Linked DNA regions of Homo sapiens: region 1 is linked to region 2. Evidence: chromatin loops called from intact Hi-C (ENCODE). Cell type or tissue: GM12878. All regions are shown on one strand. Links, peaks and the distances in the headings refer to the core of each region. The heading gives the core; the rest is flanking DNA.

Region 1 (15,763 bases), core at 4,990-12,989, 110 kb after region 2:
CACAAAAAATTACATATGATATTTCATTTATATGTAAGGTCCAGAACAGACATATTATCTATAGAAATAGGAAGTAGATTGGTCATTGCCTAAGGCTGGGAAATCAGGGCAAAATGCAGATTGACTGCTAGTGAGTTTGATTTTTTTTCTTTTTGGGGTGATAAAAATGTTCTAGAATTAGATCATAATGACTGACACACAATTTAGTCATTATACTAAAAACCGCTACATTGTATATTTTAAGAGTGAACTTCATGATATGTGAATTATATCTCAATAAATCTATTATTTTTATTTTTTCTTATCTTGTTTAAATTTTTTATTTTTAAGCTTTTTTTTTTTTGAGATGGAGTCTAGCTCTGTCGCCCAGGCTGGAGTGCAGTGGCGCCATCTTGGCTCACTGCAACCTCTGCCTCCCAGGTTCAAGCAATTCTCCTGCCTCAGCCTCCCCAGTAGCTGGGATTACAGGCACGTGCCACAAAGCCCGGCTAATTTTTTGTATTTTTAGTAGAGACAGGGTTTCACCGTGTTAGCCAGAATGGTCTTGATCTCCGGACCTCATGATCTACCCACTTCGGCCTCCCAAAGGGCTGACATTACAGGCGTGAGCCACCGCGCCCAGCCTTTAAGCTGTTATTTTTAAAAGGCATTTCTAAGACTTTAACAGAACTATGACACTTCCGGTAAATCATCTAACTTTAGGTACAAGACATAAGAGATGATATATATATATATATATGTATATATATGTATATATGTATATATGTATGTGTATATATATACGTATATATATGTATATGTATATATATACGTATATATGTATATGTATATATATACGTATATATGTATATGTGTATATATATGTGTGTATATGTGTATATATATGTGTGTGTATATATATATATATATATATTTTTTTTTTAGAGGTGTAGCTGGGATTACAGGAGCCTGCCACCATGCCTGGCTAATTTTTGTATTTTTAGTACAGACGAGGTTTCACCATGTTGGCCAGGCTGGTCTTGAACTCCTGAACTCAGGTGATTCACCCAAAGTGCTTGGCCTCCCAAAGTGCTGGGATTGCAGACATGAGCCACCACGTCCTCGATTTTTTGAGCTGAAGGAAGGCAAAGTCTTGACTTCAGCTGCTCCACTGACTGCGGCTTGACTTCAGCTGCTCCATTCAGGAGCCAATGAAGGAACCCAGGAATTAAACCTAAACGAGACAGTAGTAAAACTCCCAAGGTAACCCTACTGCCAGTCAAATAACTAATGCCATCTATCATCACAACATGCACCTTTTACATTTCTAAAGATGTCTTTAATATTTCTCCAGGAACCTATAAGCAATTATTAACCATATTACCCACAAACAGCATCTTCTCCTGTCTCCCACTGCTTCTGATGAGTTGTTTTTTTAATCCCATGGATTCCTGTCTTACAGTGATATACTGTGTTCTTCAGAGGCCCAGCTGACCCCATTTATGACCAGGGCACATTTTAAGAATGACATGCTACAGCATCTCCCTAGAAGCATCACTGGGCCGTAAAAGATACCTATAAGCTGTTCATTTCAATTGCTGTTTGACTTGGGTGGTTGGGTAAGGAGATATACAGCAGAATTCGCAGATTCACCAGAATCTGACAGGGGCTGCGACGTGAACGCTTCTGCTGTGGCCCCCTGTTATCCCCTTGATCCTTGAATTTAGGAACTAAGCAGCAGCTTTTATGCAAATCATCCTATAGCAATAAAAGCAATAAAACAACAGCTGTGTCAATTTGGGCTAGCAGCTTTCTAGGGCTCCTCCTCCTTTCAGAAACCAACAGATGATGCCCTGCCCAGTGTACACACAGATTAAGAGCTACAGACTATAGCTCTTCATTGTCACTCCCTGGCCATCACTGGAAAGGTCACCAATGTACATGTTCGTATATTTTAAAACAGGGAACCTGGTAAGTACCAAAGAAATTCACTCCAAGTTCATGGTCTGGGACCAGAGAAATAGAAGCTCATTATCTTAGTTTCCAAACCCCTCTCTTCTAGTGGAAGGAAAATGGTAAAACAAAAACAAAAAACCCCTTGAATCTCAAGTTTATTGTACAACTCTAATTCCAGATAAAAAGAGACTTAAATTAAAATGAGACAAATAATAAAATTGGATTAAATAACCAAAATAAACATAATAGAATATTGTATTCAAAAGCCAAAACTATCTTAACCACTTTTTTTTTTTTTTTTTTTTTTGAGACAGAGTCTTGATCTGTCACCCAGGCTGGAGTAAAGTGGTACTATAATGGCTCACTGCAACCTGTGCCTCCCAGGTTCAAGCAATTCTTTGCCTCAGCCTCCCGAGTAGCTGGGATTACAGGTACCTGCCACGATGTCCAGCGAATTTTTGTATTTTTAGTAGAGATGGGGTTTCACCATCTTGGCCAAGCTGGTCTTGAACTCCTGACCTCAGGATCCACCCACCTTGGCCTCCCAAAGTGCTGGGATTACAGGTGCAGCTGTCTTAACCACTTTTAAAGCTTTATCATTTTTTAATTTGAACAGGCTTACGCCCAAACTGCTTTCATGCTAAACCTATCCCTGACAAAGTAATGCTGGTTTATTTTTCAAAAGCAGCCAATCTGCCTCTGGGGAGAGGAAAATGGATGTGTATACTGTTTTTCATAACAAGCCTCGTAGAACTGATTAAGTCATAGCTACCATATAATAGATAATTAATATGTGCCAGACCCTGTGCTGATGAGTATCTCATTGGATTACCTCATTTAATTTTTATAACTGTCCTATGAAGTAGATATTACAATATCTTTTTTTACAGATGAGGAAACTAAATATTAAATTCAGTCCTTTTTTTTTTTTTTTTTTTTTTTTGAGACGGAGTCTCACTCTGTCACCCAGGCTGGAGTGCAGTGGCGTGATCTTAGCTTACTGCAACCTCTGCCTCCCAGGTTCAAGCAATTCTCCTGCCTCAGCCTCCTGAGTAGCTGGGATTATGGGTGTGCGCCATGATGCCCAGCTAATTTTTGTATTTTTAGTAGAGACAGGATTTCACCACATTGGCCAGGCTGGTCTCGAACTCCTGACTCAAGTGATCTTCCCACCTCAGCCTCCCAAAGTGCTAGGATTACAGGTGTGAGCCACTGCGCCCAGCCTAAATTCAGTTAATACAAATCAAGTATCCTTGAAGAAGGCCAACTACACACAAATTATGTGTTATGTAAGCATTCCAGGGAGAAAAGAACCTAAGTCTTTAACCTAATCTTCCATTTAAATGTTACCCCATTTAAGAGGTGAACATGTTAATAAAGCATCTAAAATGGAAAGCATCCACATTTATTAAAATATTTGGTATTTAGAAGGTTAAAAAATTTTACTTTAAAATAAAGCCAGTACCATTCTAATAATGATACTTTAGGGTACTTTAAATGTCATAAAGTCAAGTCCAGTAAATACTTTTTTTTTTTTTTTTGGAGACAGAGTTTCGCTGGTCCAAGCTGGAGTGCAATGGCGCAATCTCGGCTCACCATAACCTCCACCTCCCGGGTTCAAGAGATTCTCCTGCCTCAGCCTCCCAAGTAGCTGGGATTACAGGCACGCGCCACCACGCCCGGCTAATTTTTTGTATTTTTAGCAGAAACGGGATTTCGGCATGTTGGTCAGGCTGGTCTCGAACTCCCAACCTCTGGTGATCCACCCTCCTCAGCCTCCCAAAGTGCTGGGACTACAGGCATGAGCCACCACACCCGGCCTCAGAAAGTCTTAATATATTCTGGTGATAGTTGGGTCCAGAAAAAGTAATCTCTATGTACTCTTTTTCCCTTTCGTTTTGAGACAGGGTCTCACTTTGTCACTCAGGCTGGAGTACATCTGTAGCCTCCAGCTCCTGGGTTCAAGCGATCCTCCTACCACATCCTCTCAAATACTAGGACTTAAGGCACATGCCAACACACCTGGCTATTTTCTTTTTTTAATTCTTAAACTTGTATTTATGTTTATATATTTATTTATGTTCATATCTTATTTTGTAGGCAATAAATGTTTCTATGAAACTTGGGGAATATAATTAATTTTTGCATATTGAGTCCATTTAATAACCTTCAGATAGCTATACTTAAAGGTCATACTTTAATTACTTTTCTAGGCAAATTATTCAAGTTTTTCACTTAAGTAAACCGTTTCCCCAAAATATGGAAACAAACTGAAGTAAAACAGATTTTTTGAGTCCTTTAATAGGTCTGGGAGAGTTATTTAAAATTATAGACTAAAAAAGTGCTTTGGAATTATTCATGTTTTTGCTTTCCTTTGTTATTGTGGAATTCAGCTTAATGAATAAGAAACAATATGAGAAGGTACACTTCTTTTTTCCTTTTTTTTTGTTTTGAGACAGGGTCTCACTCTGTCACCCAGGCTGGAGTACAGTGGCACGATCTTGGCTAATAGTCTGGACCTTCCAGGCTCAAGTGATCCTCCTACCTCAGCCTCCTGAGTAGCTGGGACCACAGGCATATGCCACCATGCCCTGCTAATTTTGGTATTTTTTGTAGAGACAGGGTTTTGCCATGTTGCTCAGGCTGGTCTAAATCTCCTGGGCTCAAGCAATCTGCCCCCATCGGCCTCCCAAAGTGCTGGAATTACAGGCATGCACCACCATACCCAGCCCATTTTTCTTTCATGTACATACACACACCACATACTAGGCTGAGTAGAAAGATAAGATAATGGTAAGACAATAGGAGAAATGAGAATTGCTAACTAGGAATAATTCTCAACCTGGAGACAGAAAGACAGAATGGTTTTAAGGCTCTGAATTGCCTGCACTTTAATTTTGACTCAGACACTTTGTATGTGATATCTTTGTGCCTCAGTTTTCTCATTTGTAAATGGGATAATAATCGTATTTACTTTTATAGGCTTTTGCGAGGAAGAAATGAGATAAAACATGTTAATCTATGTTTAATCACCACGCAGCCAGGCACAGTGGCTCACGCCTGTAATACCAGCACTTTGGGAGGCCGAGGCTGGCAGGTCACGAGGTCAAGAGATCCAGACCACTCTGGCCAACATGGTGAAACTCCATCTCTACTAAAAATACAAACATTAGCTGGGTGTGGTGGCACATGCCTGTAGTCCCAGCTACTCACAAGGCTGAGGCAGGAGAATTGCTTGAACCCAGGAGGCAGAGGTTGAAGTCAGCCGAGATCACACCACTACACTCCAGCCTGAGCGATAGAGCGAGACTCTGTCTCAAAACAAACAACAACAAAAAAACATGTTAAGTGCTTAAAACAGTACTGGGCACATAGCCAATATTGGTCATTAATGTTCTGCTATTATTTACTTCCAAAAATATTTGATAGTCCTGTTGTTGGCTTAACAAGAGGAGAAAGGACCTGGGATATGTTGAAGTAGGATAGGGTATCCTAAGCAAGGCTCAAAAGAACACCTTGGTGAGGTTCTGATGAGCAAAAATATGTGGGAAAAATGCTTTATGAGCTGTATAAGTATTCTATAAATAAATGGTAATAGGAAGAAATTAGATTATTTTGTAGCCTGAGTATGCTAGAAAGTGAATATTTGCTTGTCTAGCTCAACAGATAATGGTAATATTTCCCTACAAATCCCCCAAGTTGAATACCAGGGTAAAGATTCAAGGCTACACATTTTACAAGTCTTTAAAGTCAGACTCCTTTGTGGTAGAATGCCATTTTGAACTTCTGCATATTCATACACAAATTAACCAGATGCTGTCCTGGAGAAAGGGTTTACCAAGCTACATCCTTAATGTTAATAGTTTTCAAGAATCTGATAAGTATTTATGTAGAAGAAACTTGCTATTTACAAATAAATCTTAGCTATTTGCAGCCCTATAGCCTGTGTGTCCTTTGAGGAATCTCTTCTTGGGTCTTTCCAAATTTTAAGGAAGTTGGGCAATGTGTCTGGCCTCCCTTTTCTGAAAGCCCTTTTTTTTTTTCTTTCTTTTTTTTTTTTAAGGCAGAGTCTCACTCTGTTGCCCAGGCTGGAGTGCAGTTGGGGGATCTGAGCTCACTGTAACCTTCACCTCCCAGGTTCAAGCCATTCTCATGCCTCAGCCTCCCAAGTAGCTGAGACCACAGGTGCACACCATCATGCCTGGCTAATTTTTTGTATTTTCAGTAGAGACGGGGTTTCACCACGTTGGCCAGGCTGGTCTCGAACTCCTGACCCCAAATGATTCACCAGCCTCAGCCTTCTAAAGTGCTGAGATTACAGGGCAGGAGCCACTGCCAGCCTGAGAGCTTTTTTTGACTCCTCCTTTGTTTGTCCTCCCATAATTCCTAGCATATGGCTCTGTCATTGCATTTACCTCATTATATAATCATCATCTATTAAGTAGATCACTAGCTTCTTGTAGTCAGAGACTATGCCTCACTTAATCTTTTTATCTTTAATTCTTGGCATATTAAAGTTCCCAGTAAACATGTTGAACAAGTGAAGAAAGAGTGAAACAGCCCTGAGCATACTTGGAAAAATTTTGTTAGCACTAACGTTTGACAGTAATAAAGCTGTTATTTAAAAAAAAATTCTGTGATGTAGACATTTTGGAAATTCTGACTGAACCGTCTTAATTTACTGCATATTAGGCCAGGCACAATGGCTCACGCCTATAATCCCAGCATTCTGGGAGGCCGATGCAGGCAGATCACCTGAGGTCAGGAATTTGAGACCAGCCTGGCCAACATGGTGAAACTCCATTTCTACCAAAAATACAAAAATTAGCTGGGCGTGGTGGCACATGCCTGTAATCCCACCTACTTGGGAGGCTGAGGCATGAGAATCGCTTGAACCCAGGAGGGAGAGGTTGCAGTGAGCCAAGATCGTGCCATTGCACTCCAGCCTGGGCAACAAGAGACAGAAACTCTGTGTCAAAAAACAAAAAAACAAACAAAAAAGACTTTTTAGAGGCCGAAACAATAAGCAAGAAGACTGGTAGTATGATTATCTTCCTTCAATGAGACTATCAGGTATATACAATATTCCAAATGCAAGGACTCAAAAGTGGAATTTCAGCAGCTCACGCTTGTAATCCCAGCACTTTGGGAGGCAGACAGGCAGATCACAATATGAGGAGTTCAAAACCAGCCTGGCCAACACAGTGAAACCCCATCTCAACTAAAAATACAAAAATTAGCTGGGCGTGGTAGCAGGCGCCTGTAATCCCAGCTACTCAGGAGGCTGAGGCAGGAGAATCACTTGTACCCGAGAGGCGGAGGCTGCAGTGAGCCAAGCTGAGATCTTGCCACTGCATTCCAGCCTGGGCGACAGAGCTAGGCTCTGTCTCAAAAAAAAAAAAAAAAAAAAAAGTGGAATTTCAAGGAACAATTTCAGGAAGGAAAAAGGAGAGAGAAGCCAAGAAGAAATGAAAAGGAAAAAGCAGACAGAACTCACTATTTATATAATTATATACCCAAAATAATCAGTCTTTCATTGGGATGACCTGTAGTAGCCAGAATTATAATGCTCTGCCGCTCTGCAGTTAGATAAAAATAAAAAGATTTAAATCACAGCACACTGTAAGCACTCAAATTTCAATAGAATTGAATAAGTTATTTAATCTCCCTGTGTATGAGTTTCCTCATTTGAGAAATGTGGATAACAATAATGCCTACCTCACCTGGATGCTATAAAGATACAAATGAAGGTGGTCATCAACTATGGTATGGAAGCAGAAGGGACCTCAATTCTGTCTTCATGAAGGAGTAATAATGAACCAAAGTAAAATCAGGCATGATTTACAGGCAGCAAACTATGAAACTGTGAAAAAGGAAAGTGGCAAATATATTCCATTCAACTAAGTGGAACTGAATGTGTATAAAAAATTAATAGCAATTATTTTGAAATAATGCAGGATAGGAAAGTTGCTGGAAACCAAAAGAAAGGAAGAAAAATATAAACATACACGCACACATACACACTTTAAGGGGTAATACATAAACTATTGAACAATCTGTAGTCTCTTGGAAAAACTGAGGGTATAATTCAATTCCAATGGATATATGATGACTTTAACAACTACTCTTCATTTGAATAATGTTATAATTGTGTTGATAACATCTATACTAAATAAAAACAATTTCATTTAAAGCTATAAATATGGCCAGGCGTGGTGGCTCATGCCTGTAATCCCAGCACTTTGGGAGGCCAAGGCGGGCGGATTACTTGAGGTCAGGAGTTCGAGACCAGCCTGGCCAAGATGATGAAACCCAGTCTGTATAAAAATACAAAAATTAGCCAGGCGTGGTGGCACATGCCTGTAATCCCACTACTCAGGAGGCTGAGGCAGGAGAATCGCTTGAGCCTGGTACATATATAAATACAGGCAGAGGTTGCAGTGAGCTGAGATCACATCACTGCACTCCAGCCTGGGCAACAGAGTGAGACTCCATCTCAAAAAATAAATCAATAAATAAAAGCTATAAACATGAAAGCTCAAAGAAAATACCATGAAATATCTTATAAGTGAGAATATATGTAAAATGCTTTTGTCAGCTATAAAGAAAGCACCACATAAAATAAAAACTGGTGGAACAATATAAGCATTCAGCCACTTTTAGACAATTTTTGTTTAGAAAATTTGATGAAACAATACCTACTGGAAGTGAAGGCTTAGTCTGGTAGATAATTTATCAAGTATCCAAGAAAACTCTTACATTGTCTTTGTAAATTATAGATTATATCTCTGTATATGTGTATTAATAATGGCATGCTAATGGAAGATCACAGATTTATGCATGAAAGTGAGAAATGAAACAGAAACCACATAGAAACAGAAACTATGACTCAGAACAGATAAACTGTGCCAAATCATGACACGGAACACAAACTATCTAAGCTCAAATTGTTTTAAACAACAGCTCATTCAAACATATATCATAATTTTTTTTTTTTTTTTTTGAGACAGAGTCTCGCTCTGTTGCCCAGGCTGGCGTGCAGTGGCGCGATCTTGGCTCACTGCAACCTCTGCCTCTCAGGTTCAAGCAATTCTCCTGCCTCAGCCTCCCAAGTAGCTGGGATTACAGGAGCCCGCCACCACACCAGGTTAATTTTTTTGTGTGTATTTTTAGTAGAGACCGGGTTTCACTATGTTGGCTAGGCTGGTTTTGAACTCCTGACCTCAAGTGATCCGCCCACCTCAGCCTCCCAAAGTGCTAGAATTATGGGCATGAGCCACTGCGCCCAGCTCAAACATATATGTTCTAAGATCATATATCTTTTTCTTTTTTTGAGACGGAGTTTCACTTTGTTGCCCAGGCTGGAGTGCAGTGGTGCCATCTCGACTCACTGCAACCTCCACCTCCAGGGTTCAAGCAATTCTCCTGCCTCAGCCTTCCAAGAAGCTGGGATTACAGGCACCCGCCACCACTCCTGGTTAATTTTTTATTTTTATTTTTTGTACTTTTAGTAGAGACGGGGTTTCACTATGTTGGCCAGGCTGGTTTTGAACTCCTGACCTCAAGTGATGTGCTCACCTTGGCCTCCCAAAGTGCCAGGATTATAGGCAGGAGCCACCGTGCCCAGCTCCAACATATATGTTTTAAGACAATAAATTCTTTTTTTTTTTTTTTTTTGAGATGGAGTTTCACTCTTGTTGCCCAGGCAACAAGACAGTGGTACAACAAGACAGTGTACAACAAGACAGTTGTACAGTGGTGCAACTTCAGCTCACTGCAACCTCCACTTCCCAGGTTCAACCAATTCTCCTGCCTCAGCCTCCCAAGTAGCTGGGATTACAGGCACTCACCACTGCCCAGCTAATTTTTGTGTTTTTAATAGAGATGGGGTTTCACCATGTTGGCCAGGCTGGTCTCAAACTCCTGACCTCAGGTGATCCACTCACCTCGGTCTCCCAAAGTGCTGGGATTACAGGTGTGAGCCACTTTGCCCAGCCTAAAACAATATATCCTCATTGTCCAATATAGTAGCCACTAACCACATGTGGCTATTGAGCACTTGAAATGTCGCTAGAATAAACTGAGATGTGCTGTATTTGTAAAGTACCCACCGGATTTCAAAGACTTAGTACAAAAAAAAGTAAAACATCTCATTAATAATTTTTGTATTGATCATGTGTTGAAATAACATTTCACATATAGAGGTTAAATAAAATATATTAGTAAAATTAATTTCAGCCAAGCATGGTGGCTCACACCTATAATCCCAGCACTTTGGGAGGCCAAGGTGAGATGATCACTTAAAGCCAGAAGTTCCAGACCAGCCTGGGCAACATAGCAAGACCCCATCTCTACAAAAAATAAATAAAATTTAAAAAATTTCAAGTGTTTCTTTTTACTTTTCAAATGTGCCACTAGAAAATTTAAAATGATCTATGTAGCTTGCAGTCTATTTCTTTGGACAGCACTGCTATAGACAGAGTTCATGGTAACTCTGCTTAAATTCCTGCATTCCGAAGTTTCAGCAACTAGGCCAGTTTATACATTTTACCAATCCCCACCCAAATCTTGTTTACTTCTGCCCTAAAACCACATTATGAGTAACCCCAGGCCCCAAAACCTTATTAAGTACCCTAACTTCTCCCATCCTAAGACACTCCTTCTTCTAAGATACTCCTGAGGCTCTGTCAAGGTAGTGCTTGCTCAGCAAGTTTAGGAAACTCAGTTTCATATAATTAACAGATTTCCCTAGTGGTGTTTACATGGGGCTTTAACAAAAGTCAATGAATAAGAATTGTAAAGTGAAATAAGTTGTGTTGGAGATTCATTAAGTTTAACAAACAGAAACAATGATGATCGGTTTGAAAAGGGTAATTTATAAATAAGTTGTTCTGTCTAATGATTTAAATTACCAAAATTAAAATCCATACTTGTAGCAATCTACCTTATTTCGGTTCCTGGAATGGTAGAGTAGGAGAACATAAGATTAATGTAGAAACAACAGGCATAATATATCAATTTCATTGAAGCTGGAATCTTAAGAACAGGCTATAAACATGTCCTAAATTTTTAGACTTTGTAGAACCTTACTATTTTTATGATTTGACACTTAACTCCTGACTGGGTCTTTAAAGCAGATTTTAAATGAAACACAAAACAAACATGGCCATCTCCACTACTTTTTCCAACAGTCTCAGGACTCAGTAGAACACTATGTTAAAGCCCAACAACTAGGGTAAATCTCCTAGTCTAGAGCTAATTATAATATGGCAAATTAGTTGAAGTCCACCAAATCTCCCCAGCACAAAGTGAATTATACCCTGCCATTTTGACTGCAATTCATGGTCACATTTAAACTCCAGAATTACAGAAATATAAGCCATACTTCTAAAAAGCCAAATTTATCCCCAAAATCACCAAACAGAAAACCATACATATGACTCAACTTTCAACTTTTTACCATTGCACACATATTAATCTCAAGTAACACACAACCATTTTCATTTTCCACCAAATAGTCACCCATCCCACCTGCTATGGACTGAATGTCCCCCAAAATTCATGACTTGAACTTAATCTCCATTGTGGTGATATTAAGAGGTGGGGGGCCTTTTGGGAAGTGATTAAGTCATGAGGGCTCCACCCTCATGCATGGATTAGTGCCTTATAAAAGGGTTAGAGGGAACCAGCTTAGACCCTTTTTGACTTTCCATCCCTCTGTCATGTGAAGACTCAGCATGCTCTTTGGAGAATGCACCAACAAGGCACTATCTTGGAAGCAGAGAGGAGCCCTCACCAGACATCAAACCCACTGGCAACTTTGATCTTGGACTTCCCAGCCTCCAGAACTGTGAGGAAATAAATTTCTGTTCTTTGTAATTACCCAAACTGTGGTATTTTTGTTACAGCAACACAAATGAACTAAGATACCACTCAATTTTTTTTTTTTAAGATGAAGTCTCACTCTGTCCCGCAGGCTGGAGTGCAGTGGCGTGATCTCAACTCACTGTAACCTCCGCCTCCCAGGTTCAAGCGATTCTCCTGCCTCAGTCCCCCAAGTAGCTGGGATTACAGGCATGCACCACGACATCTGGCTAATTTTTTTTGTATTTTTACTAGAGATGAGGTTTCACCATATTGGCCAGGCTGGTCTCAAACTCCTGACCTCACGTGATCCGCCCACCTCGGCCTCTCAAAGTGCTGGGATTACATGCATGAGCCACTATGCCTGGCTCAAATTTATTTTAACAATTTTTTTTTCAACTTTCCCAGCATTCCTAACATCAGTAAAAGTTTTTTGTTATTTCTTTTTTTTGAGACAGAGTCTCACTCTGTCACCCAGCTGGAGTGCAGTGGTGCAATCTTGGCTCACTGCAGCCTCTGCTTCCTGGGTTCAAGTGATTCGCATGCCTCAGCCTCCCAAGTAGCTGGAATTACAGGCATATGCCACCATATCTGGCTAATTTTTGTATTTTTAGTGGAGGCGGGGTTTTGCCATGTTGGCCAGGCTAGTCTCAAACTCCTGACCTCAAGTGATCCACCCACCTTGGCCACCCAAAGTGCTGGCATCACAGACGTGAGCCACAGTGCCAAGCCAAGATTTTTTTTTTTTTTTTTTTGAGACGGAGTCTCACTCTGTTGCCCGGGCTAGAGTGCAGTAGTGCAATCTCAGCTCACTGCAACTTCAACCTCCTGGGTTCAATCGATTCTCCTGCCTCTGCCTCCTAAGTAGCTGGGATTACAGGCGCCCACCACTACACCCAGCTAATTTTTCGCATTTTTAGTAGAGATGGGGTTTCACCATGTTGGCCAGGCTGGTCTTGAACTCCTGATCTCCTGATCCGCCCACCACAGCCTCCCAAAGTGCTGGGATTACAGGCATGAGTCACTGCACCTGGCTTTTTTTTTTTAGACGGAGTCTCACTCTGTCACCAGGCTGCAGTGCAGTGGTGTGATCTTGACTCACTGCAACCTCCACCTCCCGGGTTCAAGCGATTTTCCTGCCTCTGCCTCCTGAGTAGCTGGGATTACAGGCGCCCACCACTACGCCCAGCTAATTATCTGTATTTTTAGTAGAGATGGGGTTTCACTGTGTTGGCCAGGCTGGTCTCAAACTCCTGACCTCATGATCTGTCTGCCTCGGTCTCCCAAAGTGCTGGAATTACAGGCATGAGCCATGGCGCCTGGCTTTTTTTTTTTTTTTTTTTCTTTTTTTTGAGAACAAGTCTCACTCTGTCACCAGGCTGGAGTGCAGTGGCACGATCTCGGCTCACTGCAACTTCCACCTCCCAGGTTCAAGCGATTCTCTTGCCTCAGCCTCCCGAGTAGGCTGGAACTACAGGTGCGTGCCACCACATGCAGCTAATTTTTGTATTTTTAGCAGAGACAGGGTTTCACCATGTTGGCCAGGATGGTCTCCATCTCCTGACCTCATGATCCACCTGCCTCGGCCTCCCAAAGTGTTGGGATTACAGGCCTGAGCCACCGCGCCCAGCTCATTTTTTTTTTTTTTAATAAGCGAAGATATCAGATACTCTCTAAATCCTATGAAACCTGAACTAGAACATCAGAATTAAAATCATTTAAATATATATATATTTTGATGGCTGGGTGCAGTGGCTCACGCCTGTAATCCCAGCACTTTGGGAGGCCGAGGAGCACGGATCACAAGGTCAAGAGATCAAGATCATACTGGCCAACATGGTGAAACCCCATCTCTACTAAAAACATAAAATTTGGCTGGGCAGCCTCCCTGGGACTAGGTTTCAGCGGCCGCTGCGATGACCAAAATAAAGGCAGATCCCGAAGGGCCCGAGGCTCAGGCGGAGGTGTGTTCCGGGGAGCGCACCTACCAGGAGCTGCTGGTCAACCAGAACCCCATCGCGCAGCTCCTGGCTTCTCGCCGCCTCAAGCGGAAGCTCTACAAATGCATTAAGAAAGCGGTGAAGCAGAAGCAGATTCGGCGCGGGGTGAAAGAGGTTCAGAAATTTGTCAACAAAGGAGAAAAAGGGATCATGGTTTTGGCAGGAGACACACTGCCCATTGAGGTATACTGCCATCTCCCAGTTAGGTGTGAGGACCGAAATCTGCCCTATGTCTATATCCCCTCTAAGACGGACCTGGGTGCAGCCACAGGCTCCAAGCGCCCCACCTGTGTGATAATGGTCAAGCCCCACGAGGAGTACCAGGAGGCTTACGACGAGTGCCTGGAGGAGGTGCAGTCCCTGCCCCTACCCCTATGAGGAGCTCCGGTAGCACCTGGGCACCTGCCGCTGGAAGCTACTGGGCTGACGGCAGGACGACTGGCTGTCCTCCTGCCCACCCACACTGACGGCATCTTCCCAGTTCCCCAAGGCACGCCTTCTTACCAGGCAGCTCTAACAGCCCTTTCATGAAGGTAATGCTAGTCTTCTGTCCATCAGTGCCATTTCCTGTAGAACTAAAGGCTGTTCCAAGAATGTAGGGTGGAGAAAGTAAATGCTAAGACTAAAAAAAAAAAAAAAAAAATTGGCTGGGCATAGTGGTATGCGCCTGTAGTCCGAGCTATTCGGGAGGCTGAGGCAAGAGAATCACTTGAACCTGGGAGGCGGAGGTTACGGTCAGCCAAGATCATGCCACTGCACTCCAGCCTGGCGACACAGCGAGACTCTGCCTCAAAAAAAAAAAAAAAAAAAAAAAAAAAATTATATATATATATACACACACACACACACACACACACATATATATATGCACAGAATAAAATTCCCAACTTGAGAGCCATGCACTAATGATATAAACCACTATGGTGGCATCTAAATTTAACATATTTAATTGATTTATCAATATGATGATTCACAATAAATTCTGCAACTTTGACTCCCAGCATGCTTTTCAAGTCTCTACCATCAATGAATACTCAAGAAATCAAATTAAATTCATATTAACAAGCTGGGCGTGGTGGCTCATGCCTGTAATCCCAACACTTTGGGAGGCCAAGGTGGGTGGATCACCTGAGGTCAGGAGTTCGAGACCAGCATGACCAACATGGAGGAACCCCGTCTCTACTAAAAATACAAAAATTAGCTGGGCGTGGTGGCACATGCCTGTAATCCCAGCTACTCAGGAGGCTGAGGCAGGAGAATCACTTGAACCTGGGAGGCACAGGTTGCGGTGAGCCAAGATCGTGCCATTGCACTCCAGCCTGGGCAACAAGCGCAAAACTGCGCCTCAAAAAAATAATAAAAAAAAAATAAATTCATTTTAACAACAAATGATTATAAATGACCACTGACAAAACAGTATTTCAAAATCAAAGAGGTCAGGCCTGTAATTCCAGGACTTTGTGAAACTGAGGCAGTAAAACAGCTTGAGCCCAGGAGTTCAAGACCAGCCTGGCCAACATGGCAAAACCCCGTTTCTACAAAAAATTATCTGGGCATGATGGTCCACACCTGTAGTCCTAGCTACACAGGAGGCTGAGATGGGAGGATCGCCTGATCCCAAGAAGGCAAGGCTTCACTGAGCTGTGATTACACATCAGTACGCTGCAGCCTGGGTAAAAGAGTGAGACCCTATCTCAAAAAACAACAACAAGGCCGGGCACAGTGGCTCACACCTGTAATCCCAGCACTTTGGGAGGCCGAGGTGGGCAGATCACGAGGTCAGGAGTTTGAGACCAGCCTGACCAACATGGTGAAACCTCGTCTCTACTAAAAATACAAAAATTAGCCCAGAGTGGCGGCACACACCTGTAATCCCAGCTACTTGGGAAGCTAAGGCAGGAGAATCGCCTGAACCTGGGAGGTGGAGGTCGCAGTGAGCTGAGATCGCGCCACTGCACTCCAGC
Region 2 (15,763 bases), core at 5,092-13,091:
TCTACTTACAGGTACTGTACTCAGCACTCTAGACATATGACATATACCATGAAACCATCAGAAACCACCTCTGCCTGTGGTTTTTTTATTTTAAGGCAGGCTTTTAGAGACAGAGTCTGCATTTTGAATCAGATTCATCTTAACACATGATAGAGACTGTTTACAACGTGTCACAGTACACCACTTTGTTTTAAGAGTTCATCTAAAGTACATCAGGAGTATTTTCTAAAAATTCTCCATGTCTGACTTTTTAATTCTCATCACCCTCCAAAATTCAAACATATCTTTCAGCAATATGATTTAATACAGACGAACATGCAGCAAGTTAGCATAGAATTACCAAAGATAACAATAAAGCACAAAGAGTACTCTCTGGCTGGGCATGGTGGCTCACACCTGTAATTCCAGCACTTTGGGAGGCTGAGGCAGGTGGATCCCTTAAGGTCAGGAGTTCGAGATCAGCCTGGCCAACATGGTGAAACCCTGTCTCTACTGAAAATACAAAAATTAGCTGGGTGTAGTGGCTCACGCCTGTAGTCCCAGCTACTCAGGAGGCTGAGGCATGAGAATCGCTTGAACCCAGCAGGTAGAGGTTGCAGTGAGCCGAGATCACGCCACTGCACTGCAGCCTGGTGACAGAGCAAGACTGTCTCAGGAAAAAAAAAAAAGAGAGAGAATTACCTCTTTTGGATTTATCTGATTTTGACAAATGAGGCTGGTTAAATAAAGGCAAGCTTCAAAGTTTAAGTAAATTTTTTTAAAAGCAGAAAAAGAAATCTTTATGGCATATTTCTATTTGGTCATTTTTCTTAACTGGGACTCTGACTTAGTGCCCATAGTTTGTACTATTTTATCACAAGCAAAAAATAAGGTATTTCTTTAGAATTTTAACCTTAAAACATGAGCCTTTATGTACATGGTTTTATATACAAAACCTTAAAACATATTATCAAAGAATAGCTTAAACAAAACAAAAACACAAAAACATCCTCCCACACCAGAAGGCAAATTTTGCACGGTCTCAAAACCAACCAGTTACGCAGGTAGCCAATATGCTCTGAGAAGCGGGCTGGGTGCAGAAAGGGAACCTGGTATCTGTCCTCAAGGAACATGCCATTCCCCCTCCCCTCCACCAATGAATGACTAAGATAGAAAACAAAAAAGTTGACTTTTCATTTCCTTAGTATTAATGGAATTGTTCATTTCCCCCTTGCTCAGAAATCAATACTTAATGCGAAGAAACATATGTGATAATTTCTTATGTGGCTTGGCTTATACCCAGGAGTACTTCCACTTGAAAGGTAGCACCTGTGGCAATTATACTTTCAAAACATTTTGAATTAACTTTAAAACTGGAATTGCTCAGTTAGAAACAGTCTACACTTTTTTTTTTTTGGGAGATGGAGTTTCCCCTTTTTGCCCAGGCTGGAGTGAAGTGGCACAATCTCGGCTCATGCAACCTCCACCCCCCAGGTTCAAGAGAATTCTCTTGCCTTGGCCTCCCAAGTAGCTGGGATTACAGGTGCCCGCCATCATGCCCGGTTAATTTTTGTATTTTTAGTAGAGACAAGGTTTCACCATGTTGGCCAGCTGGTCTCAAACTCTTGACCTGAGGGGATCTACCCACTTCAGCCTCCCAAAGTGTTAGGATGATAGGCACGAGCCACCGCGCCTGGCCAGTCTATACATTCTTTAAGACTGCTACAAATTTCACCCTCACCTAACTTTTTGCCTTTATTATTATTATTTGAGACAGAGTGTTGCTTTATTGCCCAGGCTGGAGTACAGTGGCATGATCTCGGCTCACTGCAACCTCCGTCTCCTGGGTTCAAGTGATTCTCGTGCCTCAGCCTCCTGAGTAGTTGGAATTACCGGCACCTGCCACCACACCTGGGTAATTTTTGTATTTTTAGCAGAGACGGGGCTTCGCCATGTTGGCCAGGGTGGTCTCAAACTCTTGACCTCAAGGGATCCGCCCACCTCGGCCTCCCAAAGTGCTGGGATTACGGGAGCGAGCCACTGTGCCCGGCCACTTTTCGCCTTTTATGACACTGTTGCCCTCACCAGTTAGCCAGGAGACACAAAATCACAAAATCTCCATTTCTTCCCCAGACCCTGAAAACTTGGACCTGTTTACAATATTGTTCACATGTAGACATTCGCTCCACCTTTATTGCATGAAAAAAAATGCAGTTCTGGCTGGGCGCTGTGGCTCAAGCCTATAATCCCAGCACTTTGGGAGGCCGAGGCAGGCGGATCACGAGGTCAGGAGATCGAGACCATCCTGGCTAACATGGTGAAACCCCGTTTCTACTAAAGATACGAAAAATTAGCCGGGCGTGGTAGCGGGCGCCTGTGGTCCCAGCTACTCAGGAGGCTGAGGCAGGAGAATGGTGTGAACCTGGGAGGCGGAGCTTGCAGTGTGCCAAGATCACGTCACTGCACTCCAGCCTGGGCGGTAGAGCGAAACTCCCTTTCAAAAAAAAAAAAAATGCAGTTCTTTCCATGTAAATTTTGGTCTGTTTGACTAAATTATCATTCCCTTGACATTTACTACAAAGGCAGATTCACTAATACCATAAAGCATTACTTTTAAATGCCTTCATGAGGACCTACTGCCTTTTACTAATTTTTTCATTTAATACACAATAATTTCCTGACACTGTGAGAACAAAGATTCTAATGACACACACACACACACACACACACACACACACAGAGATGTATCTTTTTCTACACATAATCTCTCTTCTAATCTCATTCCTAATAAAGCAGTTAAGGCAGCTTCGGGACCTGGTAAGGTAATTCCAATCACTTTATGTTAATTGCGTTTGATCATAGATCACTTTATTTTAAAAATGAAAACTATTCTTGTGTAGTATCCAATGGTCTGCTTTCATGTTCAATTAATTGAGACAGGAAATACAGCCTTTTATCAATAGCTGTAGGTTACCACTGCTCAAAAGAACTCTGCAAAAGATCTCAAACCTTCCTGCTGAGAGCTTTCATTACTGCCTACTGCCTTTTCTGCCCACTCCCCAACCCCCGATCTCACTTCATCACATTGCACACAACCCATTCCTTTATTCTTGGCATTGCAGATTAGGTAAAAATATAGGAAGAGGGCTCAAGACACAGTGCTGATTAACCCTATTCACGAAACCTACATTTCCCAGCTGCCACCAGAAAACAGTTGCTCAGAGCTGTCACCTCTGCAGAATTAATCAACATAGATGCAGAATTAATCAACATAGAACAATATCAACACACTCTATATACTAAGCAAAAAATAATATTGTGGTACTATCTGTATGAAAAGTTGCACTCACACTCTGGTTTCTCTCTTAAATCTAAGCCCATTCTCACACAAGGCCTGTTTCTCCAGACCTCAGGTCCTGATATCCATGTTCTATCCTTCTGGACTTACTCTTTGTTTGGATATATTTTCTGGTCCTGATTTATATATATATATATATATTTTTTTTTTTTCATTGTGTATATATATATTGCGTATATATATAATATATATACTTCATTGTAATATCATACTTTATAAGCTAATTCAAATATTTTGTGGAGAGTATAAATAAAATAACCACTTTTTAATTATCTTTGTTTCTTTAATAATTATTTTTGAGAATAGATGAAATTAGAATTCTGTCCTAATTCAATAAATTTCCTCTCTATATACAAAACTGGTCCTCCGTATCTGTGGGTTCTGAGTCTGCAAGGCAGGGTCAGCCAATCTCAAATAGAAAACTTTTTTTTTTGAGATGGAGTCTTGCTCTGTCGCCCAGGCTGGAGTGCAGTGGCACAATCTCAGTCCACTGAAACCTCCACCTCCCAGGTTCAAGCAATTTTCCTGCCTCAGCCTCCTGAGTAGCTAGAGTGTGCCACCACACCTGGCTGATTTTTTTTTTTTTTTTTTTTTTTAGTAGAGATGGGGTTTCACCACGTTGGCCAGGCTGGTCTCAAACTTGACCTCAGGTGATCTACCTGCCTCGGCCTCCCAAAGTGCTGGGATTACAGGCGTGAGCCACCATGCCCAGCCTAGAATATATTTTAAAACAAAAATAACAGTAACAATAATACAAATTTTAAAACTATAGTAGAACGACTATTTATATAGCATTTACATTGTATTAGGTATTATAAGTAATCTAGAGACAATTCAAAGTATATGGGAGGATGCACATAGGTTACGTCATTTTATGTAAGGGACTTGAGCATCCATGGATTTTGGTATCTGAGGGGGGTCCTAGAACCAATCCCTTATGCAAACCTAGGAACAACTGTATAGGGCTAACTCTGTGACTGTGTGTGAGAAAGAAGGTGTGTGAGTGAAACAATTCTTCCAGTATGTTGTCAAGTAGGCACTATAGGGGCAGTAAAAGCCTCAGCATCCTGAGGACAAGTATAAGGATGCCACCCAGAAATAGTGAAGATTCCCTGAAATTATCCTGACATGATTCCAGCACTTCTTCCTGGAGCAGCCTGACCACATTTTCTGGTAAAGGTGACTCTAAAAAAAGGTTGCTGGCCAGGTGCAGTCGCTCATTTCTGTAATCCCAGCACTTTGGGAGGCCAAGGTGGGCAGATCATTTGAGGTCAGGAGTTCGACACCAGCTTGGCCAACACGGTAAAACCTGTCTCTACTAAAAATACAAAAGTTAGCTGGGCGTGGTGGCAGGCACCGGTAATCCCAGCTACTCAGGAAGCTGAGGCAGGAGAATAATCACTTGAATCTGGGAGGCAGAGGTTGCAGTGAGCAAAGATCGTGCCACTGTACTCCAGCCTGGGTGACAGAGTGAGACCCTGTCTCAAAATAAAATAAAAATTTAAAAAGGGGCTGCAGTATCCTTTGGGAAGCACCAGCTTTTGGGCCATGCCATGTCCTTATGGTAGGGGTCACACAAACTCAAATGACCATAGGGTCAGACAGGTAGTGCAAATGTCAAGCCACATTTGGGTTAGCAGGCAGGCAGTAACACACTGGAGTAAACTACTTCTCAGCTCCAGCAAGTAGTTACCACTTGCCTAAGTATTGTCAGACTTTTTCCATTTTTCAAGAGTGGCTAGAAATTCAGATTTTTAAGTGAAACTTCAATATTCTAAAATAGGAACTAATTCAAATGTTAAAAGTCACTATACAGGCTAAATAAAATTATCTGCGGACCAGATCTATGCCATGGGCCCCACCCAGTCCATGATCTTTGGCTTGAAGAGTTTAGTTACCACACAGCTTACAGTGATGGAATGTTTTGTTCCATTAGCACATATGAGAGAAAATACAAAAATCATTTTTCTTTAGTTTCTCTCTAAAGCACGTATTCCTATGGAAGCTCTCCTGAGGACTACTTTTGGCTGAATTACATATCTTCTAAATTCTTATCTTCTGTTTCATATAACTGCTTATCTCCAAAGGCAAAATCTTTTTAGGAATAAAGACAAAAACCAAACACAGTGCTGAGTGGTATAAATATAATAATTTATACCATATAGTGACTTTAACATCAGCCTTCAAGAAATCTAAAAGAACTTAACATTAATAATATCAACAGTTAGTAGTGAAATCACTAATATTCCTTTTCAAGGTTTCCCAAAGTGTGTTCTGTGGAACATGGGTCCCTAGGGTTGGTCTGCCAGATAAGCAGTGTTGGGGAAAAACTATAGATTATCTTCTCCTTCTTGGAGTTTCATGGCACCCATTAGCGTACTTAATTAAAGGCTCTAAGAAATTCTATAGAAATCTGTTCAGCCAGGCACAGTGGCTCACACCTGTAATCCCAGCACTTTGGGAGGCCGAGGTGGGTGGATCACCTGAGGTCAGGAGTTTGAGACCAGCCTGACCAATATGGTGAAACCCCGTATCTACTAAAAATACAGAATCAGTCAGGCATGGTGGTGCATGCCTGTAATCCCAGCTACTTGGGAGGCTGAGGCAGGAGAATCGCTTGAACCCAGGAAGTGGATGCTACGGTGAGCCAAGATCGCGCCATTGCACTCCATCCTGGGCAACAAGAGTGACACTCTGCCTAAAAAAAAAAAAAAAAAAAAAAAAAAAAAAAAAAAAAAAATCTGTTCAATGTTGTTTAACTCACAGCATTTCTAAAATTATTTCCATAGACCCCATTTTTTGCATGACACCTATTAATACCTACACTTCCAATAATTCTGCCCTACTATACCTTACTCTTTTTTTGAGACGGAGTTTCGCTCTTGTTGCCCAGGCTGGAGTGCAAAGGCACGATCTTGGCTCACCACAACCTCTGCCTCCCAGGTTCAAGAGATTCTCCTGCCTCAGCCTCCCAAGTAGCTGGGATTACAAGGCATGCACCACCACGCCTGGCTAATTTTGTATTTTTAGTAGAGACGGGGTTTCTCCATGTTGGTCGGGATGGTCTCAAAATCAGGTGATTCAACCACCTCAGTGTGAAGTTTTCAGAAACTTCACTCCATCCCAGGCCTTTTCCTCACTTATTTCTTGCTATTGCTCTGAAAAGTTCGCTTCTATAGAGTTTAACTTTAAATGATTAAGAGTATACTAAACTGAAACATTAGATAGCTGTTCAAAGAACTGAAAGTTTTCTGGCTAAACTGTATAAAAGATATGTTACCAAACCAGTTTAACTATTTTTCTTTTTTTCTTTTTTTTTTTTTTTTTTTGAGATGGAGTCTGGCTCTGTCAAGCAGGCTGGAGTGCAGTGGTGCAATCTCAGCTCACTGCAACCTCCATCTCCCGGGTTCAAGCAATTCTCCTGCCTTGGTCTCCCGAGTAGCTGGGATTACAGGCGCCTGCCCCAATGCCCAGTTAATTTTTGTATTTTTAGTAGAGACAGGGTTTCACCATGTTGGCCAGGCTGGTCTCAGACTCCTAACCTCAAGTGATCTGCCCGCCTCAGCCTCCCAAAGTGCTGGGATTACAGGCGTGAGCCACCATGCCTAGCCCAGTTTGAAATTTTTATCAATAAAGAGCAAAATAATTATAGCTCCATATAAAAACTAAAGTTTCATCCTACTTAAAACTAAAGGTCATTAATAGGGATACGATTAGGTCAAGGGCTAGGAAAAACAAGACATGCAATATGGGTCTTTTCGTCTTTTTTTTTTTTTTTGAGACAGGGTCTCAGTCTGTCACCCAGGCTAGAGTACAGTAGTACATGGAGTACAGGCATGCGCCACCATGCCCAGTTAATTTTTGTATTTTTTGTAGAGACAGGGTTTTGCCATGTTGCCCAGGCTGATCTTGAACTTAGGGGCCCAAGCAATCTGCCCACCTCAGCCTCCCAAAGTGCTAGGATTATAGGCATGAGCCACCGTGCCTGACCTCTACTATGCATTATTTCTTTAAACAGAATGCTATATGATAACATCATTTCCTAAAATGAAAATTTCATTGACAATTGACCAGAACCTCTTAGTTAAAATTAAATATAAAATGCATTTTTGGCCAGGCGTGGTGGCTCATGCCTGTAATCTCAGCACTTTGGGAGGCCAAGGCAGGTGGATCACCTGAGGTCAGGAGTTCCAGACCAGTCTAGCCAACATGGTGAAACCCCATTTCTACTAAAAAAAAAAAAAATACAAAAAATTAGCTGGATGTGGTGGCAGGTGCCTAAAATCCCAGCTTCTCGGGAGGCTGAGGCAGGAGAATTGCCTGAATCTGGGAGGCAGAGGTTGCAGGGAACTGAGATCACGCCATTGCACTCCAGCCTGGGCAGTGAAACTCCGTCTCAAAAAAAAAAGAAGCATTTCTGGCCAGGCATGGTGGCTCATGCCTATATAATCTCAGCATTTTGGAAGGCCAAGGCTGAAGGACTACTTGAGGCCAAGAGTTCGAGACCAGCCTGGGCAGCATAGTGAGACCCTGTCTCTATGAAAACCTTTTCAAAATTAGCTAGATGTGGTGGCTAAGGTGGGAAGATCGTTTAGGCCCAGGAGTTTGAGGTTGCAGCGAGCTATGATTAAGCCACTGCACTCCAGCCTGGGCGACAGAACCAGCCCTTGTCTCAGGAAAACATTTTTGTTGTATCTAATTTAATTACAGGATAAGAGAAAACACAATTTTTTGTTTTTGTTTTCCCCCCTTGCCACAGGGAGAAAACATATTTGTTTCCCCCCAGCAGCAAGGAGAAAACATAGGTTTTTTTTTGTTTGTTTGTTTTTTGAGACAGAGTTTCACTCTTGTTGCCCAGGCTGGAGTGCAATGGCACGATCTCTGCTCACTGCAACCTCTGCCTCCCAGGTTCAAGTGATTCTCGTGCCTCAGTCTCTCAAGTAGCTGAGATTACCGGCATGCGCCACCACGCCCCACTAATTTTTTTGTATTTTTAGTAGAGACTGGGTTTCTCCATGTTGGTCAGGCTGGTCTCGAACTCCTGACCTCAGGTGATCCGCCCACCTCAGCCTCACAAAGTGCTGGGATTACAGGCATGAGCCACCACGCCCAGCCAATAAGAATGGTTTTTGTTTTTTTGTTTTGTTTTGAGACAGAGTCTCGCTCTGTAGCCCAGGCTAGAGTGCAGTGGCACGATCTCGGCTCACTGCAAGCTTCGCCTCCCGGGTTCACACCATTCTCCTGCCTCAGCCTCCCAAGTAGCTGGGACTACAGGTGCCCGCCACCACGCCCAGCTAATTTTTTGTATTTTTAGTAGAGAAGGGGTTTCTCCCTGTTAGCCAGGATGGTCTCGATCTCCTAACCTCGTGATCCACCCGCCTCGGCTTCCCAAAGTGCTGGGATTACAGGCGTGAGCCACCGTGCCCGGCCAAGAACAGTTTTTAACACAAACCTCAAGACTTCAAATTTCTCAACATAACCACATATCCCTACAGCTAGAGTTCTCTCAGTTACAATTTAGTATTTAGATATTCATCTACCTATACATATCGTCAAGCTCATTTTTAACATCTCACTCTGTATGGTCCCTTCTTTAGGTTACAACACCCATCACATGAACATCCTACTGCATAGGATTTCATTTTCATCTGTTCATCTCAAGGCAGTTCCAAATGGCAAACCATTCGGTGTCAACAGTGCAATCAGGTGGCCAGCTCGGGAAACCATCTGACCAAAGACCCCCTCAAAGCCGTATGTTCTTTTTCCCAAAAAGGACCTGGTTCAGAGCTCAGCTACTTCCCCCATACTCTGATTTCTTTTTTCCTTTTCCTCTTTTCAGTACCGTTCAAACTCAAGCTCTTTAGGAAAAAAGTCTCCATTTTTCTCTCCCCAATCCTACAATCCTTTTAGTCTACATAAATTGGAAAAACAATACTGCAGAACCATCAGGACTGCTCTCCCCAACAAGAAGCAGCACCCCAGCTCATCCTAATAGCCAGGATGAGTCAGCTAAACCTAGGTCTGCTGACATACAGCTGCAACAGCTCAGTTGTAGTGGTGATGAACTCAGACCCACCCCAGCTGTCAGCAATTCTATTTTAAGCATCACAGACTTCACAAAATGACTGGATTGCCCCAGCAATATCAGAAATAAACTAGTTTGTGGCCGGGTGTGATGGCTCACACCTGTAATCCCAGCACTTTGGGAGGCCAAGGCAGGCAGATCACTTGAGGTCAGGAGTTCGAGACCAGCCTGGCCAACTTGGTGAAACCCCCATCTCTACTAAAAATACAAAAATTAGCTGGGCGTGGTGGTATGTGCCTGAAATCCCAGCTACTTAGGATGCTGAGGCAGGAGAATCGCTTGAACCTGGAAGGCAGAGGTTGCAGTGAGCCGAGATTATGCCACTGCATTCCAGCCTGGGTGACAGAGAGAGACTCTGTCTCAATAAATAAACAAACAAACTAGTTTGTGGTTTGTGAGGCATCTTTATCTCTTCCATGGCATAAGGAGTTGGTTTATTATTAATCACCAAAACTAAGAGCCACAACAATAATTGTGGTTTAGACTCTTTACAGCACACTGATATTGGCATCTCATTTCAACGTAATTTTGACCACATAGCTCCCTAACAAATAGGTCAGCCAGTTTCAGGAGTTTAGATGCTATCTATTATTCTCAAGTGCTGAAGAGGAAGAGATGCCTTCCCTGCATCTTCTGGGGGTAGTGGAGAGAAAGGAGTCTTTAGCCTTAGTAAGACTATATCCTGGGTAGCTCTGGGGGCTTCAGTCAGACCTCCGTCAGGCCTCAAGGCAAAAAGCTGTAACTCTCACATTCAGACTATTCCTCCCATTCCCTAGATACAAGTAGTCTCCAAGTAGAAATAGAAAATCTTCATCAAAATAGCCAGGATTCTTCCTAGACAGGGAGCCAAAAGTAACCCTAGGAAATTCTTTCACATCCTCCTTGGATGCTCCAAGTCCACCCTCAGGTTTAGGAAACAGTCCAGGTACAAAAAGGAAACTCCTGCCCCCATCACCAGGCTGCAGAGCCTATTATCTGATGCAAGGAAGCTACAGGCTTTACAACTCCTTTGGGAACTTCAGTTACTGATGAACAATTCGAACAATTCGGTATACTGTTTCATAAGGGCACTCAGTGCAGAAATACAGCATGCATAAACTGCCCCATGAAAATGGTTATGTATATCTTTGCACTATATTTGATTTAATAAAGCCATTATCAATTAAATATTATGCTCAGAAGACTCAAGTCAACACCTCTCTAAAGGCTTTTCTGACTGCCTCAGAAACATCTGCGTACTCTGCCCTTTGAGCGCTCTCCCCGTCACAACTACTCCCTCTAATACTTCTATCCAGCTATTTTAACTTTCAGGTTTTCAGAGCATCTGTGGCTCCTTAGGTCATTTACTGGTCATATGTCTATTTCCCTCTATTGGACTCTAAGATCCTCTAAGGCTGAAACCATATATTTGTGTGGATCCCAACTGCCCAGCACAGTGCCTAACCATTAGTGAGTGCTCTGTGCACGTTTGGTGTGTAAACAAATGTTTTCCTGAGGTGCTGACACTGGTGTCACAAAACATGTCCAGCAGCTGCTCTTCTACAGCTCCCAGATCACTCTCCTCACTCCACTGAAAGTTACCTTCCAGGGGTAGGAAAATAGGGTATATTTTGGTCACCAGTGGATGCCCAAGGTCTTGGGCTTAATGAATGCAAATTTCTGATGCCACTAGGTGAGACCCACTCAATGATCAGAATTATCTAGTGTTCATCATGACTGTTGATGCTGCTTCGTCACTCAGAAAGCATAAACATAATAGCTGATTCCCTTTTGAAAGAAAAAGCACTTTTGAGCACTTATATTGCACTACTGTGCTAGGCATTTTACAGTCACACTTAAACAGCACCACACCATATGCTCTAAAAATTATCCCTACTTTAGAGCTAAGGAAGCTAAGGATCAGAAGAGTGAAGTCATCTTGGAACTGAACTCCAGGTTTATAAAACAGTCTACACGTACTCTTTCTACTACAATCATGTTGTGTGCCTACAAGGCTCCCTGTCCTCCAGGCTACTGGCCACCAGTCACAGCTTCCAGATAGGCTCCTGAACAAGTCAACATGAATTTTTACTAGTGAGTGACTAACCACTCTTTTTTCTCCACTCTTTATGCCTGTTTGCAATGCATCAAGAAATGACCAATGGACATTTGTTGGACCTACTAACAAAACTAGCAGTTAGCAAAGCTTGAGAAAAATGAGTTAGCAGTGAAACTAGCACTGTATCCAGCTATTTTAACTTTCAGGTTCACAGTCTCAGGCAATCTTGTACTCCAGCCAGACAACTTTGTCCAATGTCTATATAAATGTGAACTTTCAGCTCCATGGTACTAGGACAAGGATGTTGTTACTGGCATGCTGATTACTAAAACTCTTGAGAGGAATGTACACATAAAAGTTCAGGTTACCTAAGTTTTTCCTGGGAAGATGCCTATTCTTTGAATGAGCTTCATGGAATACTAATTCCACAGGAATCTGCACGAGTATCATCCCCAAAGCAGGAATGTAAAATGCTGGATTAAACAATTTTACACAAATGTATATATTGTAAGACTTCTCAGAACCTTAATATATCAATGTTTCTCAAATGATTTTGGCTAAGGAAACTTTAATTAAAAGACAAAATGGATATACAATGCACAAAGTAAGTGCTCAAAAAATGACACCTATTACCATTATGAGGAAACCTTTTGTCGAAGATCCTCTCAAGAGATTAGTCTTTGATGGGACAAGTATTCTTCAGAACACACTCTGGAAAACACTGAACATTATCCCTTAAGGGGTGGCGTTGGCTATTTTGTCCACTAGCTACCATTTAGTACAATGGAAATGCAACTTTTTTTTTTTTTTTTTTTTTGAGACGGAGTCTTATTCTGTCACCCAGGCTGGAGTGCAGTGGCTGGCACGATCTCGGCTCACTGCAAGCCCCACCTCCCAGGTTCACACCATTCTCCTGCCTCAGCCTCCTGAGTAGCTGGGACTACAGGCACCTGCCACCACGCCCAGCTAATTTTTTTGTATTTCTAGTAGAGACGGGGTTTCACCGTGTTAGCCAGGACGGTCTCGATCTCCTGACCTCATAATCCGCCCGCCTTGGCTCCCAAAATGCTGGGATTATAGTCGTGAGGCACCACGCCCGGCTGGAAATGCAACGTTTTTTAGACCTCCCTGAAAAGAAAATACAGCTTCCAAAGATTCAAGCACTAAGAAATTCTGGACCAATTTGCAGATTCAGACACCCAGGGCAAAAAAAAAATCAAATGTATAATGAATAGGAGATATGTCTCTCACTTTGGAAAAGAAATTCCTTCTTTGAAGAAATTCCTATGATGGAAGGTGTCCGAACCATGATTTCTTTTCTTTTCTTTTTTTTAGAGAGACAGGGGTCTCGCTGTTGCCTATGCTGGAGTGCACTGGTGTGATCACAGCTCACTGCAGCCTCGGACTCCTGACCTCAAGCAATCCTCCTGCCTCAGCCTCCCAAAATGCTGAGATTACAGGCAAGAGCCACCGTGCCCAGCCCCAAACCACAATTTAGACCAAGAATTCAAGAAACAAATAAATAAATCAAGATCAGAAATGCTAAAGATTTCCGAGGTGGGATATGACACACATGCTGATATGGCTTAGCCGTGAATTCTAAGATGTGGACATACAAAACCAGATTCGAATGGGCCAAGATAAAATTATAGTTATGTGTTAAGAGGTACTAAGCAAAGAATGAAATACCTGTAGTAAACACATCACAAATGAAGGACTGAGACAATCAAGGTGTTCTATAACTTAGTCTCTATCTATTTTGCCCAATTTAATTTCTCTCTATTCCCTTTCACATATTTGTGCTCCATCTAACCAACCTAAATATTCTCCATTCATGTCACACCATTTCCCATTTTTGTGTTCATGTTTTTGCCTTTCTCTGAAATTTTTATTCCCTATACTTCCACCCTTCTCTTGGCCAACTCCACATTCTCCTCATCCTTCAAGCCTAATTCAAATGACACTTCATCCAGGAAGTTTTCTTTCATCATTCTAGGTATAGATGAACTCTCCAAAGTACATAATCTGTATCTTATTCTTTTGTTTTATCTTTGTTACTTTGGCAAATATTTGGGAACCTTTTATGTGCTAGGTTCTATAGATACTGTGTATTTATATACTTGTTTTGTGGGTTTTTTTTTTTTTTTTTTTTCTGAGACTGAGTCCTGCTCTGTCTCCCAGGCTGGAGTGCAGCAGCCCAATATCAGCTCACTGCAACCTCTGCCTCCCGGGTTCAAGCAATTCTGCCACAGCCCACCAGTAGCTGGGATTACAGGCGTCCGCCACCATGCCTGGCTAATTTTTGTATTTTTATTTTATTTATTTATGAGATGGAGTCTCACTCTGCCACCCAGGCTAGAGTGCGATGGCGCAATGTCGGCTCACTGCAACCTCTGCCTCCTGGGTTCAAGCGATTCTTGTGCCTCAACATCCCGAGTAGCTGGAATTAGAGGCGCCCACCACCATATCCGGCTAATTTTTGTATTTTTAATAGAGACAGGATTTTACCATGTTGGCCAGGCTGGTCTCGAACTCCTGACCTCAAGTGATCCACCCAGCTCAGCCTCCCAAAGTGCTGGGATTACAGGCATGAGCCACTGCACCCAGCCTATACTTATTTTATCTATGCATTATACTATTAACCTTTTTTTTTTTTTTTGGCTATTCCCTCATTACCATTTAATTAACTTTTGGACACAAGATTTTATATCAACTCACAGTACGTTCTGGTTCACAGTAACCAGTACTGTGCCTTGACCACGGCAGGTACTCAAACATGGTCTGAAGGAAGGCACACCATTTTAAAAAGATGGCTCTAGATAGGGATGGAGATAGCTACGATAATAGGTAACATTCACGATACATGATGTGGTGATCAGGGAAGGATTCATGAAAGAGATGGCATTTGTAAGGAGTCTTTAAGGGTAGGAATTAGAAATTGAGATGGGAGGCCAGGTGCGGTGGCTCACGCTTGTAATCCTAGCACTTTGGGAGTCCAAGGCGGGTGGATCACCTGAGGTGAGGAGTTCGAGACCAGCCTGGCCAACATGGTGAAACCCCGTCTCTACTAAAAATACAAAAATTAGCCAGGTGTGGTGACACATGCCTGTAATCCCAGCTACCTGGGAGACTAAGGCAGGTGAATCACTTGAACTCAGAAGGCAGAGGTTGCAGTGTGCTGAGATCGCACCACTGCACTCCAGCCTAGGCAAAAGAGCAAGACTCTGTCTCAAAAAAAAAAAAAAAAAAAAAAAAAAGAAAGAAAGAAAAAAGAAAAAAAGAAAAAGGAAGGAAGGAAGAAAGGAATCAAGATGAGAGCATAGATATTTCTGTTTGGTTAAAATATGGGGTTCAGAAGGAAAGCAGAAAAAAGCAAAGTTGGAAAAAATTGAAGCCAGATTGGGAAGGTCTTAAATAGCTGGGAAAAGGATCTGGACTGCTTTTGTAACCAAAGAGGTGTGAATGAAAAGTGCTACAGATCCCACTCATATACAAACAGGGGGAGGAGGAAACACCAGAATGACAGACACATGGGACAGAATTAAAAACTGAAGAATTAAATTGGCCTTTATTTCCAGATTCCTTATTCTTACCATTCTTTTCGATTTTCATTTTTCAAGTTTTAAGTGGATGACCACATTACCTGAGCAATAACGTAAAGAATGGATCCCCACATAAGCATACTTTAGTTTGGTAATATGGTTTTTAAATTTATAGCAAAATCACTCTGTTGTATTTCAGGATATAGAGAAATTGTAGTCGTGCTATAAATAAATCATAAGGAGCAGGAAGCAGGAAACTCCTCTGATAATCCTTTCAAGGTGTTTGCTATCCCACATCTCTGGCCAACATGTTCTAGAACCTTAAATAGCTCCTTCTCCACCTTCTTTTCAAGATTACTCTTTTTCAGCCCCTATCTCTGCTAGACCTTCTAGGTCCCTTGCTCTATTAGCTTGCTGTCTTGAACCTTCAGGTTCAATCTATTAATATAGTCAAAAAATAGAGTCACTTTGATGAGAGGGACCACTGTGCACAATGTCTGCCTGCTTCACTGGAACCCTTGCACATGGACACAGCTGTCTTCTGATATGCCTGGGATACCTGAGCTATGAAACTCCTCTTACTGGAGAAGGAAAAAAAAAATCATAGATCTAGAAGCTCCTCAATACCTCCTCTTGCTCTTGCCAATTTGTCTTCCCATTCTTTGGAACTGAGGAAGTCAACTAATTAGGCCATAAATACAGTTCCTTCTGCAATCTTTCAGGACCAGACCTATACACAGAATAGTCTGAGTTGAGTAATT

The links. Hi-C counts contacts between places; a loop is a spot of excess contacts. Peaks named below come from ENCODE experiments on the same cell type or tissue, not always from the same donor. Only the 100,000 strongest peaks of a DNase experiment are listed, where the experiment ranks them.
Region 1: a loop joins it to region 2, with 8 times the contacts of the local background. A loop is called at or near these places in 3 of 110 quality-filtered maps.

The regions. Positions count from the first base shown.
Region 1 is chr10:92,202,617-92,218,379 of GRCh38, forward strand. The region is part of intron 2 of CPEB3 (cytoplasmic polyadenylation element binding protein 3); the gene reads right to left. It also overlaps the pseudogene NHP2P1. Among named protein-coding and RNA genes, the nearest start is that of CPEB3, 81 kb to the right of the region's middle. RefSeq lists an enhancer at 8,716-8,885. In GM12878, for the core only: no CTCF peak of the experiment used is centred there; a DNase peak (open chromatin) is centred at 8,805; H3K27ac peaks cover 1,451 bases.
Region 2 is chr10:92,092,124-92,107,886 of GRCh38, forward strand. All of the region lies in intron 7 of CPEB3 (cytoplasmic polyadenylation element binding protein 3), which reads right to left. Among named protein-coding and RNA genes, the nearest start is that of BTAF1, 180 kb to the left of the region's middle. RefSeq lists an enhancer at 9,278-9,577. In GM12878, for the core only: no CTCF peak of the experiment used is centred there; DNase peaks (open chromatin) are centred at 9,408 and 9,918; H3K4me3 peaks cover 317 bases; H3K27ac peaks cover 1,740 bases.